Regions from separate parts of the Homo sapiens genome. Here region 2 is linked to region 1. A link is a loop called in an ENCODE intact Hi-C map of the cell type or tissue named here. Cell type or tissue: IMR-90. All regions are shown on one strand.

Region 1 (8,000 bases):
GTGCTGTGCTTCTTTGTTTATGCAAATTTAAAATAACAGCCAGTAACAAGGGACTCTAGGCTTGACTTTGTTCTTGACTTACTCCATCATTTTGCCGCCTTTCTTCCCTCCTCTCGCTATACAAAAATTTTCTCGTGTTATGGAAAATGAGACATCACTTACCCCTTGCTTCTCTAAAGTAATGCTTCTCAGACTTTTCAACCCATATAGCTGTAGATGAGAGGATAGTGACTTTACACCCCCAAACAGGGCATAGTTGTAGATGACTGACCACAGGCTTTCTTCAGAGTCTCCAGTTTTTCTTTTCTTTTTTTTTGTGTGTGTATTTGAATTTTGCATTTTACTCTTCACATATCTGTATTTATTTTGCTACTAAAATGAAAGCTTATATTTCTTTCCATTGAGCAAATTGACATTCCAGAAAGAGGCACCTTGTTTATTCTAGGGCTTATATCCCCTGTTGCATTGACACGTCTCCTGGGAATAATCTCCACTCTAGTTTGAGGATGACTGCTCTGAGGGATACAGCTACCTGTGGAGGTGTATTCTCATAGAAAGCATTTGGAGGTTCTGAGGCAGTCTATAAATCATACGACACTTATATTTCTACTTTGGTATTTATTTATAAACTTTTATTGTTTGGTAAATTTTGCCTGAGGGAAATTGACCTTAAATACCACTAGACTTGGCAGTGTTTCCTTTTCTTTTTCTTGCCAGGGGCCATCGGGTTTTACTTTTCTCCCAAATGACCCAGATGTTGGATATTCTCCAAGACTATATGGATTACAGAGGTGACACCTTTTGGCCACTACATTACCTAAGGCTCTGTTAGACTTAACAGTCCAGATAGGTCCATGAAGAATAATATGGGATATGAGAATATTACAAAGGAAAGCAGGGTGAGAACATTATTCAGAACCAAAAAATCAAAAGGCGAGAGGAGAGTGATGTGTGAAGGCAAGGATGGACAGCAGAGAACAGGCACGTGGGCAGAAATAAACACCCACGTTCCCATCAGTTACATGATTTAAAATTATGGGCCGTGGAGCAAATGTTGTGGAAATGTTTTTGAAAATGTGTGATAAAGTTTCAGTGACTAGAGCTTTTAGCGTCTTGTAACATTCACCTCAACAGTTGAGCACTTACTCATGATCAGTGAAAAGGTGAATATTGAAATTATAGAGATAACAAATAAGCCAGGGGAAAAGTAAGAGCAACTTTTTCTGCATAGACAATAAAGAATGTAGGTTATTACCTGGGAAGTCTGTTTAATATGTAATAAGATTTGTGTGAGATGATGAGAAAAGGCTCTAACATGAGTTGATCTTGAGCCCAATGTTGAACAGCTCCAGACCTTACAATTTAAAAAAGTAGTTCAGACCGGGTGTCTGAGTTCCGCAGTATACCTGGTCCAGTGGACACTTGCAGAATGCCGTTGGCACATGCCACTGGCCATTGAGGGGTCCCCAGATGCATAAACAGCCTGATCCTGTAGCTCCCCTTCCCCACACGGATGCATGGAGGCAGGTGGCGAACTCTAAAGCCTCACTGAAAGGCAGATTGCTGGACTGTTAGAAGGGGCTCACTCACCTGCCTCCAAGCGCTTGTCTTCTGTTTACATAAGAATTACATCTCAGCAAAGTTGAAACTATCACACAGGATAGATGCTCAGGGTTGCTTGAGAATAGTCAAAACTGAGTATTAACTTCATAAGTGCCAAAGACTTCAACTGCATGTATTTAAAAAATCCAGAGGAGTATGTTATGGTGAGTTATTTTGTAAAATGATAATTGTCCCTGTTAATTTAAATTTTTCCCTTTGGGATTTGCTTAAAGTAGGGCTGTGCCTGTATATGGAAAGGGACAAAATTGGCCTTTGGTTTTGGGCTTAATTTTTTATTCCCCAAAGACTACTTGAAAAGGGTTAAGATTTCTGTTTTTCTTCCTCTCTGTAAAGGCTACAGCTATGAGCGTGTGGATGGTTCTGTGAGAGGAGAAGAGAGACACTTGGCCATTAAGAACTTTGGACAGCAGCCCATTTTCGTTTTTCTCCTGAGTACTAGGGCAGGTAGGCTGCAAAGGCATTGATGGAAACAGACAAATGAGGGATAATAGAGTACTATTACATCCCAACGGTTAGTACACTTTTTTCCTTAATTCTCTGAAAGGTGAGGTTACTATTGAATGTAAAACAAGGTACTGGACATCAAGCATGGTGCTGTTTTCTATCCAGCCTGTCCAAACTGTCATCTCAGCAAAGAAGTAAGGCTGAAACCTGGGGTTATTGGAAAGTAATTCTAATCTGCTTTGACCATTGACCTGGGAATGTCCTGAAAGATTTATGTGATTTTGTGGAATGTTTCATTTACATTCAGTGGAAGTAGCTCTTCTTCCCAACCGTGAATTTGGGAAATAAGGTAACAGTTTGTCTACTAGTTGTCCTTCCTCTATAAGTATTTCTGGAATAGTGCTGAAAAGCTTAACAAAAATCTAGTTGTTAAAAAATGTGATTATGTTGAAAATACCAACTTTTTAGAATTATTTATGACATCATCCATATATGATTTAAATCGTGAATATTACGACATTTGTAATGCTTTACCAGTTACAGAGTGCTTTCATTTACTGTTACATAATTTGAAATCAGCTCTTGGAGATGAAATGATTCTCTAAGTCATTGTGGTGTCTGGAAAAAAAAAAAAAAAGGCCGGCACGGTGGCCCATGCCTGTAATCCCAGCACTTTGGGAGGCTGAGGTGGGTGGATCACTGGAGGTGAGGAGTTTGAGACCAGCCTGGCCAACATGGTGAAACCCCGTCTCTACTTAAAAAAATACAAAACTTAGCTGGATGTAGTGGTGCGTGCCTGTAATCCCAACTACTACGGAGGCTGAGGCAGGAGAACCGCTGGAATCCAGGAGGCGGAGGTTGCAGTGAGCCAAGATTGCACCACTACATTCCAGCCTAAGAAATTTTTCTCAGGTCCTGGAGCAAGCTGACCTTAGTTTTCAACTCATAGGATCCTAGTTTCATTATCTTATTTTTGTAGACATAAATCTTGATGGAGTACATGCAGGAACATGAAAGAGATGTGTGTCCTCTATTAAAGACAGATTGACATTTTTCTAAAAAGAGAGTTCAGTCTTATTTAGAAAGCTTTCTAAATGCCTGCTGCTATAAGGGTATATGAAAGAAGTGTTAGATATAATTTTTGATTATAAGGAGATTATTTCACCTGTGTTTGTTTTATCTCCCTAATAAAATTAATAACATAAGATTCATTTGGCCTCACTCTTCCAAGATCATAGACTGCACATGGAGTCTCAGCCATTTTCTCATGTGATCAGTTGCCTCAGGGTTAGTCTCAGGAGAAACTGAAAGAATCAGGCAGTGCATCATCACTGCCGGGAAAACAGTTTTATTTATGCTTTAATGATTTCATCATCCTCATATTCAGAGAGCAGCATTATGTTTGAAATGTCTAAAATTAGGAAAAAAGAGATCTCTGCTTTTCAGTTAATCTCCTTGGAGGACTCAGAGTAGATCTGGGAGCTGAAGCAGTCCTGGACATTAGTCTTCTCCAAACACTGTTGTGTTTGCTGTCACAGTTTTGTTGTAGTTTTGCAGTATTTTCATTTATTTAACAGGTTTCCTTCCAAATTTCAAATATTTCTGTGATGAGTCATGTTGCCACCAGATGGCAGTGATAGCTCATGAATATGTTCCTATTCATGGATGTGGGTGTGGCTTATTTATAAAAATCTCACCCCTCGGTGAAGAGCTGCACTTAGACAACATGAATTCAAGAAGATAATTTTATGGAACACATTTTAAAATGAAATAAGCACCTGAAAAGTATTATAGTATAGTGGATAAAAGCACGGGCTCTGGACCAAGACTGCAAGGGAATGAATCCTGGCTCTTTCACCTTCTAGGCTTGCAACTTCAGAGAAGTCCCTTACCCTCCCTTTCAACATCTATAAAGTGGGGAAAATCGTAGCAACTACTCAACTTCCCGACAGGGTTGTTGTGAGGGTTAAAGGAGTTAATATAGAGAGAGTGCTTAGAATAATGCCTGGCAAGTAGTAAGCACAGCGTAAGTGTCATTATCATTATTATTAGGTATAATTTAGCATCTCTCAGTAATCGGTCATGATTACCTCCTTGTTCCAACTTCAACTTGATACGAAGACTTTAATTAGAATATTCCTGCCTGATTTGTCTGGAGATCCAGCTTATGGTCAGTAGTCCTTCTTAAAAGTTAGTCCTTAATTCAGGTTTATGGAACAAGCCCTTTCAGGCTTGCTTGTTTCAGCAACCAGCTCTAACGACCCTGGCAAGAGGGAGTCTGTTTTGTACTTGTTTTCACATTAATCAAAGAGAAGGCTGCAATGTACCTTCACGGTTCTCTTAATTAATTCCTGTAACTCAAGGTACCTCCTCAGCTCTCTTCCTGCAGCACTGAAGAAAGACCAGCAAGAGTGTTCTGAGCAAGCCTCAGAACACTCAGAGTAAATGACAAGAGTGTTCTTGTCTTGCCGTTGGTTTTGTTACTTTCTTTTTGATTAATGTGGAAACCAGTACAAAAAAGACTCACTGGAGTTTTCTCTAATCAGAGGGAGGAGGTTTCCCACTCTGCTCAGGAGTATAATATCATCCACTCTTCTCATTAACTTTTTATCAGAGATCTTGCTACCTAGTTGTAACTTGCAAGCGACATTCGGCACTCTTCTCTTGACAGTGCGCACTGCAGACCTCTCATATTTAGATCTGTTTTCTGAAAGAGCATGTGTCCTTTTCCTCAGACTACTCTAATCAAAATCTAATCAAGGTTTTTAAGCAGAAGAGATAAAGTGGCTCCATGGCACTGACTTAAGTATCCACCTTGGCCACTTGCCCCTGCTCCGCTCATTCTGTTCCATTCAGTAATAAAAATTTTCCCATCAGGCAATAAGAGGTCAGGTAGCACTTCTCACCGCTGGAACAAGGCTTTGGAGTTAGGGGTGTGGGTCCATTTGAAGGATGAAGCCAATTGTTTTGACTGATTTCAGTTTATCAGTCTGACCCACTCTAGCCTTGTGCTTATTTTCTAGCTCCTCGTCTTTGTGCTGCTGATTACATTCCTTTTTGCATTGTTTTCAGGTGGAGTTGGCATGAACTTAACAGCAGCAGATACTGTGATTTTTGTTGACAGTGACTTTAATCCTCAGAATGACTTGCAAGCAGCTGCCAGGGCTCATCGCATTGGCCAAAACAAGTAAGTGATTTTTTTCTGCTTCCTTGGCTTGCCCAGCAGCAGTTCTGGGTTGTGAAAAAGGTGAAGAATATAGTCCTGGTGACAGTCCCACACTGGGAGCTGAGAGACCACCAGGTTTTAGCTCATCTGTGCTATTGACTCCTAGGGTAGTATTGGGTGGGTCACATTATCAGTCCAGACTGACTTTATTAGAAGGAGTCAAATCAAACTGTGAAAGGATTAGAAGGAAACTTTAGAAGTCATTTAACTCATCCTTCTTGAGTTAGGGTCTGACTCAGTTAAAAAATGGGGTTATGGGGCTATGGAGCTAAGCTAAAAAAAAAAAAAAGAAAGATAGATGTTGCCCTTTGATCTGAGGATAATTTGATCTTCCAGATATTTTCCTTGGCTACAGATAAGGAATCCCAGTCATGGTTACCCCATCATTCTTTCTTTGACTGTCTGGAATGGTTCAGAGAGAATTTCAGGCGAGTTCTCTCTAACAAGTGCTCAGGACCAAATGAACCAATCTCCCTTTCATTGTACCCTGAATATGGTATTTGGTTTTGTTTGCTTTTAGATGTATTTACCTTGCATACTTTTGCCCAGCTTTGCACACCCTTATAGCACACTACCCTTGTTTGACTTATGTCCAGGTCTGTTAAAGTTATTCGGCTGATTGGTCGAGACACTGTGGAAGAAATAGTCTATAGGAAAGCAGCCTCCAAACTGCAGCTCACCAACATGATCATAGAAGGAGGCCATTTTACTCTGGGAGCCCAGAAACCCGCTGCCGATGCTGACCTCCAGGTATGATATGATATACTGTTCTTCACTTTGGAATATACCAATACCCTTTGTGGAGGAGAATGTAAATGAAAAGAACCAGCACTCACCCTCTCCCCAGCTACACATTTGTTCCTTGGCCTCCCTCACACCTGCCACAGTGCTGGCTGTGTGCAGGGTCTGTAGGAAGTAAGGATTAGTTCCAAGCCTCATCACTTCTTGGCTGTTTGGGTTTGAGCGGCTTTCTTAACTTCTTAGATCTACTCTTTTTGCATTTCTAAAAATAAAGACACCACAGGTTAGCTCAGAGGGCTGTTAAGAGAATTAGTTAAAATAAAGAACTCAATAACAATTAATTCTGTACTTCCACCTTAGTCCCAGAGCCTTTGATCAGTGACTTACATTACTTCATACTCAGAAGAGGGCGAATGAGATCAGGAATTCATAATTGTGCCTTAGAAAAAATGGGTGAAAGAACTAGAGGTAATTTATTTAAAGAAGGGAGTACTGGATGGGAGACAGACACTGGATTGGAAGATTTTAGAGCTCTCTTTTGGAAGAGGACTTAGAGTTACTCTGTAGCAGCCCTTGGGTTAAAATTAAAACTCATAATATTTCCTGGATGCTTTGTTTTTGCCCTAAGGATGAGGGGCTGGATGCAAAGAGACCAACTCCTAGGATACTAGAAAGATGCAGGTATGAAGGGAGTAATAAATGTCTGTCAAGGGCAGCATCAGTGGGAGAGTCTGGTGTGAGAAACATTGCAAAAGAAGGAAGGACAGGAGTTGGCTACTGTTTAGAGTTGGGTCTCAACAGTAGGGAGATAGAAAATTCAAAGATGGCTGTGAGGTTTTAGGCCCCTATGATGAGGAGAGAAGAAAGGAAAATAAGAAGTAGGGCAGAGTTTTAGGAAGATAAAGAGAATTTAGGCTTTAGTCAGAGTGTGCAGTAAAAATACAATATAAACAAACTATTGTTAGAGGCAGACTCAGACAAAAGGAAAGAATTTTATTTGTAAAAGTTTGCAAGATGGACTAGGATTGGAAAGGACTAGTCCATCAAAAAACATAAGTGTTTAAGAGAGAAAAAGTGACACAATATTAGAAGCAGAGTTACTAAGTTTGTAATTAGTCTGAAAAAACAGCAGTTTTCTTACATGGTTACCGTATCTGCAAAGGCCAGTGCATATCTTTACATATCAGTGTTGCAAAAGACAGGGATCCTGTTGTTTTTGTTAGGGAGTTAGTAATTACAGGAAAGGCTCAAGGTTTTATTAATTTTGGGACTAGAACTAGAAAGAGTAACACTGGGTTTGTTCTTTGTTTATCTTAGGGGGTAGGTGTGGCTTTTTTCTTTTTCTGACTTTCCTTGTGTTGCTGACTGTGTCACATGCATGCTTAATTAACCATAATGGTGCTAGGGCAGGCTGTACATTTTGTTTTCACACTAAGAGACAATTATAAATGTGAGATGAAAGCTTGAGAGAGAGGTAGAGGTACGCTGTAGATACCCTTAAATGCAGTTTTCCACAGAAAAATTATCCATAGAACCTTAAGAGAGAGAAGGTCACTGCTGGGCATAGTGAAGGGGTAAATGACAGAGCCTCACAAGGCCCGCATTCTCTTGTTAGAGGAGGAAGGATGTCATAGGTTGTTTGCACTCTCCCAGTGGAGGGAGCGCCAGGGGTCCAATGAGGGGTATCTTGTGATGTGGGCTGCTGGACACATCACTGTGAAAGATGTAGACATACCTCCACCCCATGGGGCCACAAACGAGTGGGAACATGGACTGCTGGCTGAGAGCGACTCTGTTGGACTTCTTGCCCAGCTCATGGTTATCGGAAAGTTACTTTCTGACTCTAATGTCTGATTTATCTCTTCCCCATGCAGATGCTATGAGTTATTTGTGGTTACCAAAAGCAAAGGTGATAACCCAGAGCCCTTGTCTAAAAAGAAAGCAGGGGATTTTTGTTTGTTTTTGT
Region 2 (8,000 bases), 350 kb after region 1:
TGGAATCTCGAGTTTTAAATGCTTTCTCTATAAGGCACTTATAAAATAATGCCAAATGCCAATTGAAAAATTACCTGTTTAGTTTCTTTGTTATGATTCCTGATCATTGGGATTGTAGTACTGATTTCTCCAAAAGGACCGTACTTGAGTCATTCAGGCAAATTGTTTTCTTCTGTATTAAATATCTCCAATGAGGAAGGCGAAACTCATTTGTGTGCTAATTTATAACTTTTCACACATGACAATTTCTCCCTTGCTATCTTCTACACACAGTTTAAGACTCAATAATATATTGTCCTGTAGAGCTCTTGGTTTGTATGTCCCCAGATGTATTATGATCTTATTGATGGCAGGGATTGTGTGTTGTATGTTTTCCCAGCATTATACTATGCACATTGGATGCACAATAGTTTTTTTGTTAATTTATTATAGTTTTTCTGAGTTGATTTTTGGTTAAGTTGATTCCTTTGATATCTTTATTTTTCTAGGAATGGGCATTAATACACAGAATCCTCGAATTTCAGGTCCAAACCCCGTGGTTCCGATGCCAACCCTCAGCCCAATGGGAATGACCCAGCCACTTTCTCACTCCAATCAGATGCCCTCTCCAAATGCCGTGGGACCCAACATACCTCCTCATGGGGTCCCAATGGGGCCTGGCTTGATGTCACACAATCCTATCATGGGGCATGGGTCCCAGGAGCCACCGATGGTACCTCAAGGACGGATGGGCTTCCCCCAGGGCTTCCCTCCAGTACAGTCTCCCCCACAGCAGGTTCCATTCCCTCACAATGGCCCCAGTGGGGGGCAGGGCAGCTTCCCAGGAGGGATGGGTTTCCCAGGAGAAGGCCCCCTTGGCCGCCCCAGCAACCTGCCCCAAAGTTCAGCAGATGCAGCACTTTGCAAGCCTGGAGGCCCCGGGGGTCCTGACTCCTTCACTGTCCTGGGGAACAGCATGCCTTCGGTGTTTACAGACCCAGATCTGCAGGAGGTCATCCGACCTGGAGCCACCGGAATACCTGAGTTTGATCTATCCCGCATTATTCCATCTGAGAAGCCCAGCCAGACGCTGCAATATTTCCCTCGAGGGGAAGTTCCAGGCCGTAAACAGCCCCAGGGTCCTGGACCTGGGTTTTCACACATGCAGGGGATGATGGGCGAACAAGCCCCCAGAATGGGACTAGCATTACCTGGCATGGGAGGTCCAGGGCCAGTGGGAACTCCGGACATCCCTCTTGGTACAGCTCCATCCATGCCAGGCCACAACCCCATGAGACCACCAGCCTTTCTCCAACAAGGCATGATGGGACCTCACCATCGGATGATGTCACCAGCACAATCTACAATGCCCGGCCAGCCCACCCTGATGAGCAATCCAGCTGCTGCCGTGGGCATGATTCCTGGCAAGGATCGGGGGCCTGCCGGGCTCTACACCCACCCTGGGCCTGTGGGCTCTCCAGGCATGATGATGTCCATGCAGGGCATGATGGGACCCCAACAGAACATCATGATCCCCCCACAGATGAGGCCCCGGGGCATGGCTGCTGACGTGGGCATGGGTGGATTTAGCCAAGGACCTGGCAACCCAGGAAACATGATGTTTTAAGCTGCTAAGATGGGATGTGCCGATCCTTGTCAAGATGAGATTCCAGGTCCTGAGAGCTGCTTTGAGGGAGTTCCAGGAGTACTTACTATTGGTCATGCAATAGGAGAACAGAGACCCGAGGGCTGCTTTGGGGGAGGGGGGAACTCGAGAATGTATGGATTTACCTGAAAACAAATTATTCATTTAATCAACAGGTGTGTTTTTTTTAAGATTTATTTTTTAAAAATTATTTTTGTGGACTTGGGTATCAATGATGGCACCTACTTTTGGGAATCTGTAGCTGTGCTTTGAGAATTGCCATCGGTCATGTGTTGCACCGTTCTCTGTATGTTTACGTCCTTTGGACTGGCTTCTCCCAGGATTCTTTTCTGTTTTTGTTTTTTTGATTTGGGCTTTATTTTTTTCTGTGTACTGTACTATATTGTAAAAGGGATTTTAGCAGAGACTTTAGTCTTTGGGGCAAGAGGAGAACAGGAATGCTGGGCTGTTTACTTTAGGTGGAGAATCCATCTTCAGACCTTTGGACTATTTTCTTTCAACTGCAGTGTATAGAAAAACCAAACTACGACCTCAGAGCAGAGTATTAATGAAAAGCACAAAAAAAGGAACTAAGTTCAGCGAGGGGTGGGGGGAGGGGGGAGATTTTTCTTTTGAAAAATAATGACTCTTAGGACATTTGTTTTTCAGTTCAAGTGCTCTTCAGCACTGTCTTGTCTCCCAATATACCAACCCACTGGCACATTTTTCTCTTGTTTTCTCTCTCCGATTTTGCTCTGTCTCCTCAGTTAAGTGTTTCCTTCCTTTGTGCCCCCCGCTGGTGACCCTCTGCTTCCCTCTCTCTTTCCCTTTGGCAGCTGCAATACACAGTGTTATTTTGGGGAAATAAATCTAGCAAAGCCTCGCCTTCCATGCCGAGCGTCCTCTTGGCTCTGAGAGGGAAAGGTCTGTCCTTGGGATGCTCTCTGGTCTTTTTTCCCCCTAAGTCTTTCTCTTTCCCATCATACCCTTCCCTGCCCACCTTGTTTTCTGTTCTCCTTTTATTAGGAATTCCCAAGTGAATTTTATTAATGTGGGAGTGGAACAGATGCTAAAAGCTATCCAGGATTTTGTTTCTGTTTGTTTTAAATTTTGTGGTTCCTTCCCTTTCCTCCCCCTCCCATGCGTAAGACGTTCTGTGTAACCTCCATTAAATTTGGTACAAAACCACTCGCCAGAGCTGTGGTGTCAGAAAAATAAAATATATTGTTTCTTACAAAATTGAACTGCCTTTTTTGTTCATTTGGATTCCTGATTGTTTAGTATTGGGCATACCGGTTGCCATGTGACCCAGAAGCGTAGACTCTTTGTATTGGAGTTGATCAGTAAGGTGATGGTTAGGGAAACCACATAAAAGTACCTTCTCAAAGCATATTCCATGCTGTTAAGGAATAACTACTCATGTAGGTTTATTCTGTACTGTTCCTATCTCAGTCATGAAATCCTAGTTATAAGCAGAAGAGCAACCCTGGTCCCATTGCTGAACTTTACCTTTAGGGCAATTAATGGTCTTTATTAGGAATGTTTGTGAGAGCCAGTTTAGTGGTATGAAGTAATTAAGAAGGCCAAAGGTTGTATGTTTAGTTATTTGAATAAGCTATGAGATGTCCCTTGGTCTTGTTAAGGTAGAATATTATTACTATACCTGCAAATTATGGGTTTCCACAGTCCGTGGGTTTCTGTGGTCCTTTCTGGCTCCCCACCTCCCCCTTACCCCATCACCTCTGCTAACGCTGCTCAGTCTTTGTGCACAGTTCACTTCTCACCACACACATCTTCAGCAGATCAGTGTGTATCCTGCAAGGTATGTGCTAATGGACTTGCTGTTGTGCTTCTGTGCAGTTAATTCTGTTCTGGTGTGTGTATTTCTTTGAGTTGTAGGTGTTTTTAGCTCAGTGAGTGGGCGTCTGTGTGCGTGTTTGTTCTTAGGTGAGAGAATCTAAGCGAGGAGCGGCAGGTGCAGAGTCATCTGCAAACAAACTTGTACAAATTGGGCTCTGCTGGTGTTTCACAGTCTGAGCTTTTCTCTCCGACAATTGTTTTGGAGAGCCATTTTCTCTTCCTTTTCAGCAGCCCTGTCTTCTCAGTAACACAAGTGCCCCAGACAACAAAAAATGTGGAGATGAACATTTGAGTACCTACTCTACCAGTCGCCTCCCTGCACTTTATCTTGCTGATTTTTAAGGGGCCCTGTGAAGTGAGTGGTAATGATCTCATTTGCAGATGAGAAAACTTGAGCTCACAAGTTTAAGAATTCTGATTCAATCTGATGTATTCTGTTGGTGCTGGGTAGTGAAACTTTCATGTTGTAGAGAAATTAGGATAGTAAAATGAAGATTTTGTTTCACGAACTTAGCCATGTTTCTGGGTTCTCTGGCTTTAAAGTATATAGATGAGAACAGACTAACAGCCAAGCATGGGCAGCACAAGATGAGAACCTGAAGGAAGGGTCCCACCTGGCATTTGTCTACTGGTCTGGCTTCTTGGGTTGCTCCCCTCCTTGCTGTACCCAACAGTGTTGCAGTCACTAATGGTGTGTGGTCCTGTTGTTACTCTCACAGGCAGGGAGTCAAGGCATAAAAGGTACCCACATAGGAGAGCAGGTACTCACTTAGAGGGCTAGCAAGAGACCGGTGGGTCTGGCTGCTGTGGGCAGCTGGATGTGTGGCACTCCTCTCGCAGCCCCCTGCTGGAGAACTTGGGGCAGTGCAGATCAACTTCCCCACCTGAGTTTTTAAAATACCCCATCATACAACTTCATTCACTTTATCAGCACATGCCATTTCATCACGATAATGTCTGACAAGCCAAATTTAGGGTCTAAATACAACAATTTATCATTTACTAAGATTGTTATAAAATAAAATTACCTTTAGAGAGACTGGATGCTAGTGCATGGAGAACTGATGCAAGATTTTTTAAAAATCAGTGGAAGAGTGATGAAAGATGTTTCATATTAACATATTCCTGTGAAAGCCCAGCCAATCTTCTCTCTTTCCTCTCCTGAAGTTTGGGACTGAATGGAGAAAATGCAGTAGTGACTTGTTCACTTCAGGGGAAAGTGGTGGAGTGTGTGTGGCTCATAGCATTTGTTAAGGACTAACTAGAAGTATGTAGCATTTTCCCTGAAACAATGTAAAATAAAATAATTTACTTTAGAAACGATTCTGCACTTATACATGAAAACAGACATAATTATAGGGGTCTTATGAAGGAGGCGGCATGAGAAAATAAATTGAAAACAATTTTACATATTTAAAGCTACTCCTTAAAAAATGGATCCAACATTTCTCCCAGCCTCCCTGCGCTCTATACTTCTTGATATTATCATCACAACGCAACTGTGGTCATCTGTGCCACCTGTGCAGTTGGACAGGACTCCGGCTTGGTTTAATGCTCCGCTGTCACTGTTTGGAGTTCTTAATTATTGAATAGGGGCTCCACATTTCCATTTCGCCCTGGGTCCCACAGATTGCTTAGCCAGGCTGTTGTAAACAGAAATCACAACAGCTCCACAGAGGTGCTGGGACCTCAGTCTCCATATTTATTCTTTCTCCTTAACTAGTGGCCAGGAGCACCTCAGGCAGGGTACTTGCTGTGTTCCGCTTAAACTGTCTACACTTCAGTCATTTCCTTTTCCTTTTCTGAGTAATTTCAGGGTGCTGAAAGGAGAGGGAAGTTGCATTTTAACCCGAGGACTCATTATTTAGCAAATATTTATAGAGCACCTACTGTGTATCAAGAACTGTGCAAAGGCTGGGATGTGGAAACAGGTGTGTAAACCAGTTATTGCGATGTAATATGATGATTGCTACAGTGAAGGTGTGGACAGGGCGCAATGGGCCAGAAAGGAAAATTCAATGAATCCTCAAAGGAAAGGTGATTTTTTGAACTGACTCTTAAAGGAGAGAGCATTCCTGGAGGATGGTGGTGAGCACTGAAGCAGAGGAAATGGGAACAGCAAGGGCTTGCTGATGGGATGGCCTCTTTAAGGGAGGAAGAAGTAAAGAAGTAAGAAATAAGCCTAGGCCGGGCGCGGTGGCTCACGCCTGTAATCCCAGCACTTTGGGAGGCCGAGGTGGGCGGATCATGAGGTCAGGAGATCGAGACCATCCTGGCTAACATAGTGAAACCCCATCTCTACTAAAAATACAAAAAATTAGCCAGGCGTAGTGGCGGGCGCCTGTAGTCCCAGCTACTCGGGAGGCTGAGGCAGGAGAATGGCGTGAACCTGGGAGGCGGAGCTTGCAGTGAGCCGAGATCGCGCCACTGCACTCCAGCCTGGGCGACAGAGCGAGACTCCGTCTCAAAAAAAAAGAAAAGAAATAAGCCTAGAGAGAGAGTGGATCACAGAGAGCCCAGTGTGGCCCACTAAAGAGTTTGAACTTCAAAGTTTTAAGCAAAGGATCAGGTGATCAGATTGTGGAAGATAGCCTGGGGGCGGGGTGAGAGAACCACAGGAAGATCACTTGCAAAAATTTGCTTATTCTACAAAATCCTCAGACTCATCTCTTTTGCTTGAAATAACATTAAATTGTATCATATTTCCCATGCTGTTTAGGCAACTTGAGCCTCACTGCCACTTTCTTTTCTCTAACTCAGACCTGTAATTTTTTTCAAAGTCACAAACCCTTACATTTAAGAAAAGTCATGGAATCCTAATTTGGTGGTAAGATTTTAATAACACATTTAAAGCAATAAGTATATAAAGCACAAAACCAGTGGGTGGCCAAACATTTCCTATTGGAGGGAGCTAAATCATAAAAATAATGTTAAAAGGAAGGTATGCTATAAGGATTGTAATAAAAGTTGTCTCTATTTAACATGGCTTCTTATTTGGGTTACTGTTAAACAGACACGAATCTATTTTCTGCCTATAGGTGACCCCACTTCAGCTGTTAACTTTCTGTCTCAGTGCTTAATTGTGCTTGGTAATCAATACTGTCAGAGGAAGACGGTGAGTGTATGTATGACCATAGAAAGAGAAAATAAACAGAAGAACCAGAAATTATTTCCTCACACATAGTTAAAGCATGGGAAAATTCAGTTATTTCACCAAACACGAAAGAAACCAGATTTCTCTTGCAAAATACCTGCTTAGTGTCCACGAACAATTATGTGGGTACCCTGGGGTTCCAAAGAACAGGTTAAAGAGACCCAGCCCTAGGAAACTGCATGTCTTCACCGGGGCCAGCTGGGCGTGTTGCTGTGTGGCTCTGGGCGGCTGGGTTTCTCATACCTCAGCACCTGCACCTAGACCAGCAACTCCCTCTCATGAGGGGCTGACCCGCAGCTCTGTGCTAGCCACACTCTTCCATTCTCCAGAGGCTGGAGCCAGGGTCAAGGGCAGAAACAGCTTACAAATCTCAGTTATATCCAGTGTCCAATTAATTAGTGTTGAGGGTGAATTTAGTTTTCAATAATCTTTTTGTTTTCTACAGCCGAAGTTCTCTTTATTAAAGACCCCAGGAGCTCATGTTTGTTTCTCATCTTTACCAAGCTTCCAGGAGCTTTCATTTTCCTCACTTCCCACATAGAAGCTCAACAGCTACCCCATGAGCTGTTTTCCCTGGAGACTCCTGCCCATCCCCATGAATCAATCTGTGATCTAAGGCCACGCTTTTGGCGGTGCTTTACGGGCTCTGGAGTACTGGCTTCTGGCTGCTCGGTTCTCAGCGTCAAATGAAGACAAGGGCTGCGTCTGGCACCTTGCTAGAAACTGAGTCATTGTTATTGGGTTCAGTCAAAATGTATTTGATTACAGGGGATGGTGGATTACTGTGATTTATTTTGTTCTCCAAACTGCAGAAGATCTCCTGGGCTTTGGTAAAATTCTCTAGGATAGCTGTGAGTAGTCGAGCTATTGAAAACTTTTATACACACATATACACATACAGATTTACTTATACACATGTATATGTACCTTAATATATGAAAGTATGTAAATAATTAAATGCCAGTTTTGAAATGTCAACACTGCAATGAAGAGTAGTTTGCTTTTTCCTTGTCAATGAGGCTGGAAAAGCCCTAGAATTTTCTTCATTCCTGTTATGCTTGCTACCTGCAAGTCCTTTAAAATAAAATCATCATTATTTAAAAGTGTGATAATACCAATGAGGAAATACAAGGATCACTTCCATACAAAGGAAGAACCAGGCCCAGGAGAGAAATTATCTGACAGGCACCTCAAACTTAACATGTCTTAAACTTAACCTCTGAATTTCTCTCACATCTTATCTCCACACCCCACTTCCCCATCACAGTAAATGACATTATATCCATCCCCTAGTTTTCATATCAGACACCTGGGACTCATTCCTAATTCTTTACTCCTCATGTAAAACCATCAGCAAATCCT

What was found. Peaks named below come from ENCODE experiments on the same cell type or tissue, not always from the same donor. Only the 100,000 strongest peaks of a DNase experiment are listed, where the experiment ranks them.
Region 2: it touches region 1 in a loop (4-fold over the local background); 21 of 110 quality-filtered maps call a loop at or near these places.

Annotation. Positions count from the first base shown.
Region 1 is chr1:147,270,215-147,278,214 of GRCh38, forward strand. It overlaps CHD1L (chromodomain helicase DNA binding protein 1 like), which reads left to right. Exons shown (of 23, transcript NM_004284.6): 11 at 718-791; 12 at 1,957-2,067; 13 at 5,140-5,254; 14 at 5,890-6,043. Among named protein-coding and RNA genes, the nearest start is that of CHD1L, 32 kb to the left of the region's middle. In IMR-90, a CTCF peak has its summit at 3,687 (motif pointing right); DNase peaks (open chromatin) are centred at 3,377 and 3,697; H3K27ac peaks cover 613 bases.
Region 2 is chr1:147,623,354-147,631,353 of GRCh38, forward strand. BCL9 (BCL9 transcription coactivator) reads left to right here. Exons shown (of 10, transcript NM_004326.4): 10 at 489-2,863. The coding sequence ends at 1,606. It also overlaps a transcript of ACP6 not described here. Among named protein-coding and RNA genes, the nearest start is that of ACP6, 43 kb to the right of the region's middle. In IMR-90, a CTCF peak has its summit at 4,336 (motif pointing left); no DNase peak of the experiment used is centred here.